2 separate regions of the Mus musculus genome follow, and region 2 is linked to region 1. The links are chromatin loops, found by intact Hi-C in ENCODE. Cell type or tissue: heart. All regions are shown on one strand.

What was found. Peaks named below come from ENCODE experiments on the same cell type or tissue, not always from the same donor. Only the 100,000 strongest peaks of a DNase experiment are listed, where the experiment ranks them.
Region 2: a loop joins it to region 1, with 3.0 times the contacts of the local background. A loop is called at or near these places in 2 of 42 quality-filtered maps.

The regions. Positions count from the first base shown.
Region 1 is chr10:37,075,922-37,080,921 of GRCm38, forward strand. No RefSeq gene overlaps it. Among named protein-coding and RNA genes, the nearest start is that of Marcks, 61 kb to the right of the region's middle. In heart, no CTCF peak of the experiment used is centred here; DNase peaks (open chromatin) are centred at 2,020, 2,740 and 3,870; H3K27ac peaks cover 2,213 bases.
Region 2 is chr10:37,395,372-37,400,371 of GRCm38, forward strand. No RefSeq gene overlaps it. Among named protein-coding and RNA genes, the nearest start is that of Gm31202, 34 kb to the left of the region's middle. In heart, no CTCF peak of the experiment used is centred here; a DNase peak (open chromatin) is centred at 2,280; H3K4me3 peaks cover 982 bases; H3K27ac peaks cover 980 bases.

The DNA.
Region 1 (5,000 bases):
TCTATGCAATCTAAGGTCTTGAAGCCTCCACACTATGAGGAAGTCTGAGCTAATCAATGGAGGCAGGCTTGAGAATGCTTGAGAGTACACAGATACCCTGAACAAGAGACCAAGCACCCTGGACACAGCCTATTAAGGGAAGTCTACAAATGAGGAGAGATAGGAACGGGTCATTCCCTGAGACAGTCACGGAATGGGGAGGGCCCAGGGATAGTAACTATACTCTGTCATTTATTTAGTACCATTAATCAGAACTAATATGGAATGGGGCTGTGAATTTCTAGTTTACTTCTGGAATAAGGCATTGAGTTTCTTGGGTGGCTTTTATCAGGCAGAAGTGTTATCAAGCATTTGGGAGTCCCTTTTGTCAGCTCCTAATTCCATTAACAATACAACTTAAAAGTGGACTTAGAAGGAAGCTTTAGAACCATTTTACTAGAGTTTGAGAGAAAAATAAGAGGACAGTCAAGGCGTAGATCCCAGCAGCTGTGCGAAGGAGGGAAATAGGTAAGAGGAAGGGAGTACAAATAAGCAGAAGCCATCAAACAGATGTGCAAAGGGCTTAGGGTCCTCAGCGAAAACTGTGGGAGAGTACAGCCCCTGGGATTTGGGTCAGTATCCAAAGAAGGAGTAAAAAGGAAGGGAAAGGAAAAGGTACTCCTTCTGAGTTAGGACCCTGGCAAGCAGGCAGGCTTAGCACTCAGGATTTGCAAGCAACTGAATCAGGGAGGGGCTTCTGAAGGTAAAATACATTATCTCATTACGGGGATAATTCACTCCACCGGCACACACACACACACACACACACACACACACACACACACACACACACACACATACACACACACACACACACACACGCACACACACACTCTGGTTTTAGCAGGAATTCGGGTAAATCAGCTTTTCTGAGGAGTGGCCCTCTGGCAGGCAGAGTGGACTAGTTCCTACAGAAAGGGACAATAGTTTTTCCTTGTTAGATCTCCAGTTAGGGTGAGTGGTAACCCTAGATCCTACTTTCTGGGCTAGGAAGGAGTTGTTTCCCCTTCACAGACCTCCACAGGGTCTCCTTGCCTTGCCTTCCTCCTTTTGGTAAGGCACATTAATTAACAAGGGGCAAAGCTGATTATGAGGGATGGAGTCATCCTCCAGGCCAGCAAATGTGCTAATGCCTTGAGGCATTAGCTAATGCTAATGAGGCTATCTACCACTAGGTGTTACCTGCCAACACTAGAGAGGCCTTTACCCCTAAAGTCCCTTTGGACTTAAAACTGAAGGAAAAACAAACAAACAAAAAAACAAGAGATCCAGGCTCTCTGTGCTGAGGTAAGAGGATCTCAAGCATAGCGTTGTACGCAAATGGAATAAAGAATATCCGTGCCAGTAACATCAGATCTGCCTTCTCATTCATTTCAGAACAAGCTCGGAGTAGTTCATGCCTTTGAAACCTATTGCCTATTGCCTTTAGAGTGACTTTAGTGTAAAAACTTAAAATAGGCTGATGATCATGTCTGGAGCAAAGGTCACCCCCAAAGATGACACCTAAGCTGCACCCATTCCGTCTGTCCTCCAGCCTTGCTAAATATGTTTCTAAAGCACAATGTCCTAAAGGAACAAAGTTCCTCCCTTGACATCAGTTCAAGAAGGTCAAGAAGACAACACTAGGACAAGTCATTTGAGTGACCAGACCTTGCTTTCAGACTCCACAGTGGGGTCCTGGCGTCTGGAATAAACAAAAGCAAGAGAGGAGAGGAATGGAAACCAGCACTGAGGGCCAGCTGGCTGCATCCGAGGGTGGGGTTTGGTGGAGGTAGGTAACTAGGACCCCTCCTTCAATTCAACAAACACCTTCTGGAGCCTGACTCTCCAGGACGCTGGGTTTTGCTACAGGGAGAGTCAGAGCCACACCAAAGGCATGGAGGCTGAGCTGTACCTCTGGCCTGGGGGAACTACCAGCTGTGCTCTGGGGTAGAAGGTAGAGTGGGGGTGCAAAGAGCCTGCTAAGGTCTACAGCCCAGGAAACCCCTGTGGCACCAACAGGATCCTTCAGTGTGCACCAGGGCAGGTAGAGGTCTGCGGCTGTATACCACCCAGGCTGGCCTCAAACCCTGTGCCACCATGTCTGACACTGTCTTGAGGGTTTATCAGCATCCAACCATGTGACTTTTACACAATGCCTATGGCAGTCTGGAGAGTGGAAAGGGTCTTTTCTCCCTTTTGACTAAACGATGAGTAAGCCACACTTTCTTGTGTTTGAAATGGCTTTAGAGTGTAGAAAAATATCCACACGACCTGTCGGTTGGTATTGAGTACTGATAGCTACCAAGGCTGGCAATTAGAAAAGAAAAAAATAGCTTGGGTCAGGAAAGCAAAAAGGCATCCAGTCTCTTAAGACACAAGGCTCTAAATACCTCCCAGGGTTCCACAAAAGGCCATGCTTGTTTTTTCTTTTGACTTAACTCATCCTGTTTCTGTTTCCAGAGCCCCAATGCAAGTGGAATTCATCAGCCAAAAATACAAATAAGAATAGAAACGGGGAAAAAAAATCTGCTTCTTCTAAAGACTTTTAACGTGCATTCAGCTTGCTGTTACTAGATAAGGACTAAGTCCTTTTCTGTGCTGGGAACCCTAAGTAGTCACATAGGCCTATTATGTCTTAAATGCTGCCCGTGGCCCTGGAACAATGAGCCTGAGGTCCAGGAGCTGAAGCAGTAGGCAGCCTGCCAAGTTCAACACAGGCCAGTCTGAAGAGCAAGGCCTGCTGGGAGCTGCTTCCTGCTCTGCATAGATGCAGGGCAAAGATTTTCCATGCTGGCTTTCAGCATGCACGTTCCACACCGAAGGCCCAGACCAGTGATGACCTGTACTGACATTTTCCATGACATTCTTTGTTTTGTTTTCTGCTTGATAGTATAACTTCGGGGTTTCTTTTTTTGTAACAATCGCTTGGCAAAGATTACTCTTAGATGTCATAGGGGAGTCACCAGACACAGCTAGATTCTCCCCTGGGCAGACATCTCTTTTTTAAATGGAGCTTCATGGGAATTTACTGGATTATTTGTGGAGGAACCCTTTGCTGCACAGCTGTTGGTCAAGAATGTGCCTTGCTTGTGGAAATAAAAGAAGTGGCAGTGGAGCCTTATGATAATGTGCATAAGGAATTAAAAACTGAATTTAAAAATAGGAAATGCAGGGTGCTGGAGAGATGGCTCAGTGGTTAAAAGCATGGCATTGCTCTGAGCTCCTCCCTGATCCACAGTCACCTGTTAATGCCAACTCTGAAAGTCCTGACTTTCAGCTTTTTCTTGACTCTGGACGCCTGTACTCACCTAAACACAGACAAATACTCACGCACACACATTTTAAAAATCTTTTAAAATGGACTACATATTGCTTTATCTCCATTTAGAGCAACATTCTTGTAAAGTGCCATATTTTTTGCCTACATTTGCCTTCATTGGAGACACATCACATGCCCTTATAGCAACCAGGCTCAACCTCCAAGAGAATGGTTGATACTAATTGTCTTCTTTGCTGCACTTGGTGGCAAATGACCTGTACTGAGCATCCAGGAGTTTTTCACCCAGTACTGAACTCACATTGCTAGGTTTTCACGTCAGAGGAAATACAGCTGCATGCATTCACTGTGTGGCAGTCTCCAATACGACGCTTTCCAGGGGAGTTTTAAGATCAGTTTAGACTTTGCCTAATTTTTTTTTATGCATACATAACATGGATTCCACTTGGTGTGTGGCAGTGGTCCACGCCTATCCAGAGTGCTACTAACAAGAATTTATTTCCTTTGGGACATGTTTGGTATACTTCCAAAAAGTTCTTTGCTATGAGGACTCAATGAGTTTTCTGGAAGAGACAATTGCTGACTTTTGCCAGGAACCAAAGGCTCCTTCTGTTCCCTGAGCTTGGAAACGAGGACCATTGCTCCGCATGACTGCTACTCACACTTATGCAGCTTAAAGATATTTTATTGACTGTTTTGCATTTAGTGCTCCATCATGTAAATTACTGTACAGGTGTGCTGGCAGATCTCAGAAGATGTTTCCATAAGACTATTGAAAGAACTCACATGCTTTTCAGCAGACAAATCTTAACTGGGATATCTCTATACAAGGAAATATTATACAGCTGTAAAGAGAAATGAAGAATGACTTCTTTATATGCCCCTGTGGAAGACAAATAGACTATATTGCTAATATTTTAGGACATGAGTATAAAAATTCAAAATGAAACAAGAACTAATCTAATTTTGTATTAGGTTAATGGCAAATCCACTCAGTAAAAAAAGTTTTTCAAGTGACCTTAGAATATGAGGATTGATGTGTGTGGTGGGTAGATAACTGTAATCCCAGAATTTGGGAGATGAAAACAGGAAGATCAGAAGTTCAAGGTCTAGCCTGGACCACTTGAGACTCTTACTCAAAAACAAAAAACAGCATAAATAATAAAACAAGAATATCTAATGAAATAAGTAAATAAGGAAAATGAGAATTGACTAAAGGGCCTATACGTGGGTTATACTCTTAGAACAAAAAAGAAAAAAAGACACCCACAAATAATAATAATAAAAAGGGTACAAAGCTTCAACTCTTTCCAAAAATTGTATTAATGAAAGTGTTACTTTTGATCTTGAGCAAGCCACTAAGAAACATCCCTCCATGGCTTCTGCATCAGCTCCTGCTTTCTGACCTGCTTGAGTTCCAGTCCTGACTTCCTTAAGTTATGAACAGCAATGTGGAAGTGCAAGCTGAATAAACTCTTTCCTCCCCAAGTTGCTTCTTGGTCATGATGTTTGTGTAAGAATAGAAACCCTGACTAAGACAGGCTGTTTATCTTGGGATCAAACAACTAATGAGGTAGGCATCCTCTGGGCAGGGATTCTGAGAAGGTGGAGGTGGGGCTGAGGTCCAGACAGAACAAGGTGACTGCAGCACACAGGTAGTGCCTGCTATCCCATTCACTCCTACATTGTCACCTCCCTTCTA
Region 2 (5,000 bases), 320 kb after region 1:
GTTTATTATCATGAGAAATTTGGTTTATTTTAAAAACATAAAAACATTTTACTAATATGTTTTTATTTTAATCCCAAGTGCGGAGATATGGGGCTGCTTTGGACCGGAGCAGCTGACTTTGCCATGTGCTTTACCAGAGGTGCGGTTTTGCCAGCTACAGTTAGCTTCTGCAGTTGTGTGATGTTTGAAATTCTGGGAACTTTTCAGAGGGTCTATAAATGCTAGGGCCTTGAGATGGGGTTGGGGGTGATTGTTGGTCATTCAGAGGATTTGGATACGGCTTCTTAGTAGTCACATTCAAAGAAGAAACAAAGAAGGAGAGAAATTAGTTTCAGGGATCTTTATCTCTTGATCCCCTCTCTCCTCCTTTCTCTCTTATCTAGTGATGGGGATGAACTGGCGGGTGGGTGAAATAAAGGGCAGGAAAAAGAAGAACCCACAAAGTAGTAAAGACCAATTACAGTTTATACTGCAGTTCTGCTTTTTATGCCAGGATTAGAGAGAACAATATGTGTTCATCAATAGAGGGATGTAAACCATGAGACCTAGGTTCATTCAAGCCATAGTCTTCCAGGAGGCCCTCAATAAAAATCAAATATATCTTCTACCATGCTTGGATTCTGAATTGAGGAATGAGAAAAAGAAAGTTGCTAGGCATTGGTAGACCACACCTTTAATCTCAGCACTCTGAGAGGCAAAGACAGGTGGATCTTTGTGAGTTCAAGGCCAGCCTGGACTACAACTCAAGTTCCAGAATAGCCAGGACTGTTGCACAGAGAAACCCTATGTCAAAAACAAAACAAAACAAACAAACAAACAAAAACCTGCGACCACCACCACCAACCAAACAACCAATCCAAATCTCCAAAACAATGGACTGTCTAAATGTTACCTTCGTTACTGATGGCAGCACTCTGCAGGTGTTTTAGAGAGGAAAAGGGTTAAACTGGAAAATAGAAGGCAGCACATCAATGCTGTGCCCAGTATCCTGGTGGATTTCATACCTGAGCAGGGGGTAGTGGGTGTACTGTCACAGTCAGGGCCCCTGAGAAGGGACAGAGCAGAGTGTGCTTATCAAGAAGTCATACACTCTCTTAGAACCATAATGAAAGACACAGAGGAAAAAAGGCTCTTCAGAGGAAGGTAGTATCTGGTGTGAGATCAAAGTGTCATGTTAGTGAAAAAAATGAGAGAATACAATTTATAGTTTACTATCACATGCAAATCAAAAGCTACACACAGAGCACAATTGAATACTAGGAATTTTTTAAAAAAGATATACACTTAAGAGAATTCATAGGTGGTAGGTTTGAAAGAAAGAAATTACATGCATTGTAAGCTTAGTTGTGTCTATGGAGACGTAGTTTTATTTATTTGTTTAAATAAAAGAGACTTACGCAGATAAAGGGAAACAGGGTGATTTGAAGTGATGTCAGTGGACAACTCCTTTCCTTACTAAGAAAACACCAAGAATGTAGAAACTACAGCACAGCAGTGCTTTAATATATATGACCAGAAACATCAGACAACAAGAAAAAAGACCGCAACAATAGGGTCAAATTTCCAATATGGACAAGATATTTGGGGACTTTCTAATGCCTAGAATCTTTTGACATGGTTCGTTCTCTCTTTATAAAAATCAAAGTTTAACGCGTAGCTTTTGGTCGAGCTGGAGAAGCGAATGGAAATCACACTTATAACCTCGGTGTCCTTTGAACTTCGGGTTATACTTTTCTCTTCCAGGTCCACTTTTTATCTAGCTCTCCGCTCCCATTTCTCACTAGTGATTATGAGATGTTGTGTTAAGTCAGTTCCTTTCCCAGAACTAAAACAGGAAGACAACCGGCTTTTCTATCTGTGTGGAATAAATATCATAAAAGAAATCTAGCAAACTGCACCTCCTTTCGTGGAGCTGGGTTGGGGATCCAGCCAGGGCGGGGCGGGTTAGACATGGCTTAGGAAGGACATGGCTGAGCCCAAGGCTGTCGCGGGTCTGCTAAACTGCACAGAGTGCCACTTGCAAAGTCCCTCTCTGCCCCATGGCGACAGATGGTCTTTCTTCTGCCTGTGTGTGTGAAGGGGGTGGGGAGTGGTCATAACAATAAGCAGCAGTAGCCACTTGACAGCTTCTTGCTGCCAGGAATTTGCATGGGGGTGGGGGCGGGGCGCTTGCTGCCATCTGGAGAACTTCAGCTCACTGAGGAAGAACCGGTGTCTCCGCCTGTATGCGCCCTAGTGGGTGTTGGGATCTGGGATCTGGACTCCCGGGGAAAGCAGAGAGCAAGAAGCAAATCCCCAGTGAGGCTTCTGCTGCTCTGGGGAAGAGAGACTGGACCTGCACGCTGGGCTGGCTGGGCGGAGGTTATGCCCACAGGTCTGGCACTTCAGAATGATTCAGGTCAGCCACGGTGTCGCCTTTGGAACATGGGTTTGTTTACCCACCAGTAGTTGGTGGGGGACATGTGGACTGGAAAAGAGGAAACCCAAACCTGTACCCCTTTCCCATGACCTCCGGAGGAAAGTTCAGTGAGGCAAAAGGCTGACCATACACCCCAGGGACGCTTTTCTCAGACCACAGTGCTGTGCATTATAAACACATGTGCAACTCATTTAATTAAACACATAACAGCTGCTGAGATGTTTGTGCGTTTAAAAAGCAAAATGTATTTTCAGTGCATTTTAAAAAATAAGTTTTTTTATTCGAAATACCAATTGAAACCATGTGGTCTCCTTTTTACTAAAAAAATAAAAATTTCTCCAAAATATGTTCAGTGGATATTTAAGATTTACTGGGATAAAAAAGGCAGCTTTAACAAAATATTATTGTGTTGGGGAATGTATTCTATAGCTAAAAAGAATTAACATAAAAAAGAATTAATATTATCAGCCCATGGGTTGTAGTTAATAGATAATCCCAAAGCTTTATAAGCTCTCGAATCTTCCAGAATCTCCAGCACCAAAAACAAATAAAAAAAAAAATACAAAAACCAAAATAACAACAAAACAAACAAGCAAGCAAAATACAATAAAGTTCCACATGGGAGAATAAAAAGACATGATCGGATATGTGTTAATTATGGGCTAATGAAATAAATGAGAGTAAATCTCTGTTTTCTGTGCTGGGATTTTCAGGGTGGAAACCATAATATTTCTTTTATTACCCCAGCGGCTAACCCAATTCCACTACGAAGGAGGAGCCTGTTTTTCAGCCTGAGTAGTGACAATGAACACAGGTTAATACTGACAAACCTAACACTAAGCCCACAGAAGTACTTGCAAGTGGCATCTGGAATCTAAGAGGTAAACCATCATGGTGAGACCAGCAAGTTCTCAGTAGCTGCCACTTCTGGTCCTCATCCAGCTAACCTGAATGTATGTGTGCCCCAATCTCTGAAACAATAAATTCTCTGAGTTTAGGATACTAACAGGTGAGCTTTTGGGTCCCATAAAGATGGCAGACATGAGTCCAGAATTTTTAAGTATTCAATCAAGGCAGCTTTCTAACTCGCTGAAAGCTATGTCTACACAGTGTGCAAATGCTAAGGCACACGTGTTTATAGGTACACTGCATTATTTCAGAGAATGTGAACTCTTTGCTCTGTGGTGGCTCAAGTTTGAAATTTATACTTCTTTAAAAACTTTTTTTTGGGGGGGTCTATGAAGTCTTAGCTATCCTGGAACTTGTATGTTAACCAGGCTGACCTCAGACTCATAGAGATCTGCCTGTCTTGGAGTCTAGAAAGCGAAGATTAAAGGAATATGCCACCATAGCCCACAAATTGATACTTTTGAGCTGGGCCAGACTTAGTGGCACATCTTCAAATCCTAGTATTTTGGAGGCAGGCAGATCTCTGTGAGTTTTGAGTTTAAGGCCAGCCTGATTCACATAGTGAGCTATAAGCAAGTTAGGGTTACATAGAGAGACTTGTCTCAAACAAACAAACAAACAAATCTTTTAAATGCAATTGGCCTACATTTTTAGGTAGAGTTAATGACTTAATTTGGTATTGATGGGGCTTATAAAATAACTATGAACACCATTCTATCATAGTATTTCATGAACCATTCAAGTTTATGAGAATGAACAGACAGACAGAGGCACCTAGGGTGTGACATTTAAGACTCAATCTGGTACAAGAATGAATCAAACTGTAACTTTCCTCGAACCCCTTGAATTAGATGTTCTACAGAAGGCCAACCAAAGGCTTAAAAATCTAATTACGTTCTGAACCTAAATTTATTAGTTGAATGGTTACCATGGGGATCATTTTCACACCATATTGCTTCCCAAATGTACACACAGAATTAGGGTGCTAGTTAGCTAAGTATGTTATGAGCCTTCACTCTGCAAAGATCTTATGTGGCAAAAAGGGGCACCCATTTCTTTCCAGAAAAGAAAGAAAAGGTAATGTCTCAGTCCTGGCAACAGTTAATCCATGGGATAAAATAGTGTTTGAATATATTTCTTCCTCTAGGAAATATATTGACTCACTGTTCTTAAAAATTATTAGTTTGTTCTGTATAGTTTCATAAATTTTTAAAATAACTTTTCAGGTTTCTTCTTCCAGTATTTGAATTCCTCAAAGAAGCACAGATCTTTCTCCTATCACTCCCAACCCTTTCCAGTTTCATGATTGAACATTTTTACATTCAGTAGGGGAAAAAATGAACCTAATATTATAATGATTACATATCCCATGTTCTCATACACAGGTAATAAATACAGAAATCAAGGATAAGATGCTGTTAGTCACTTTTAAGTGCTTTCCCAGTTTGAAAGATTTTATGCACTCATAGAAATGTTTTCCTTTCTGCCTCACTGGGTTGCACTTTTGCTTTGATATCTGAGAAAGACGAGGAGGGTAATGAAATATATCTCTTGAGCCAAGAAACTAGAGAAAAATCATAATTTTAAGAAAAAAATGGTGGCGATGTTTAAATAGATTACATTTCATCTGGCTGCTCTTAATTACAGCTACCCGCCCACAAGCTGTTGCAAA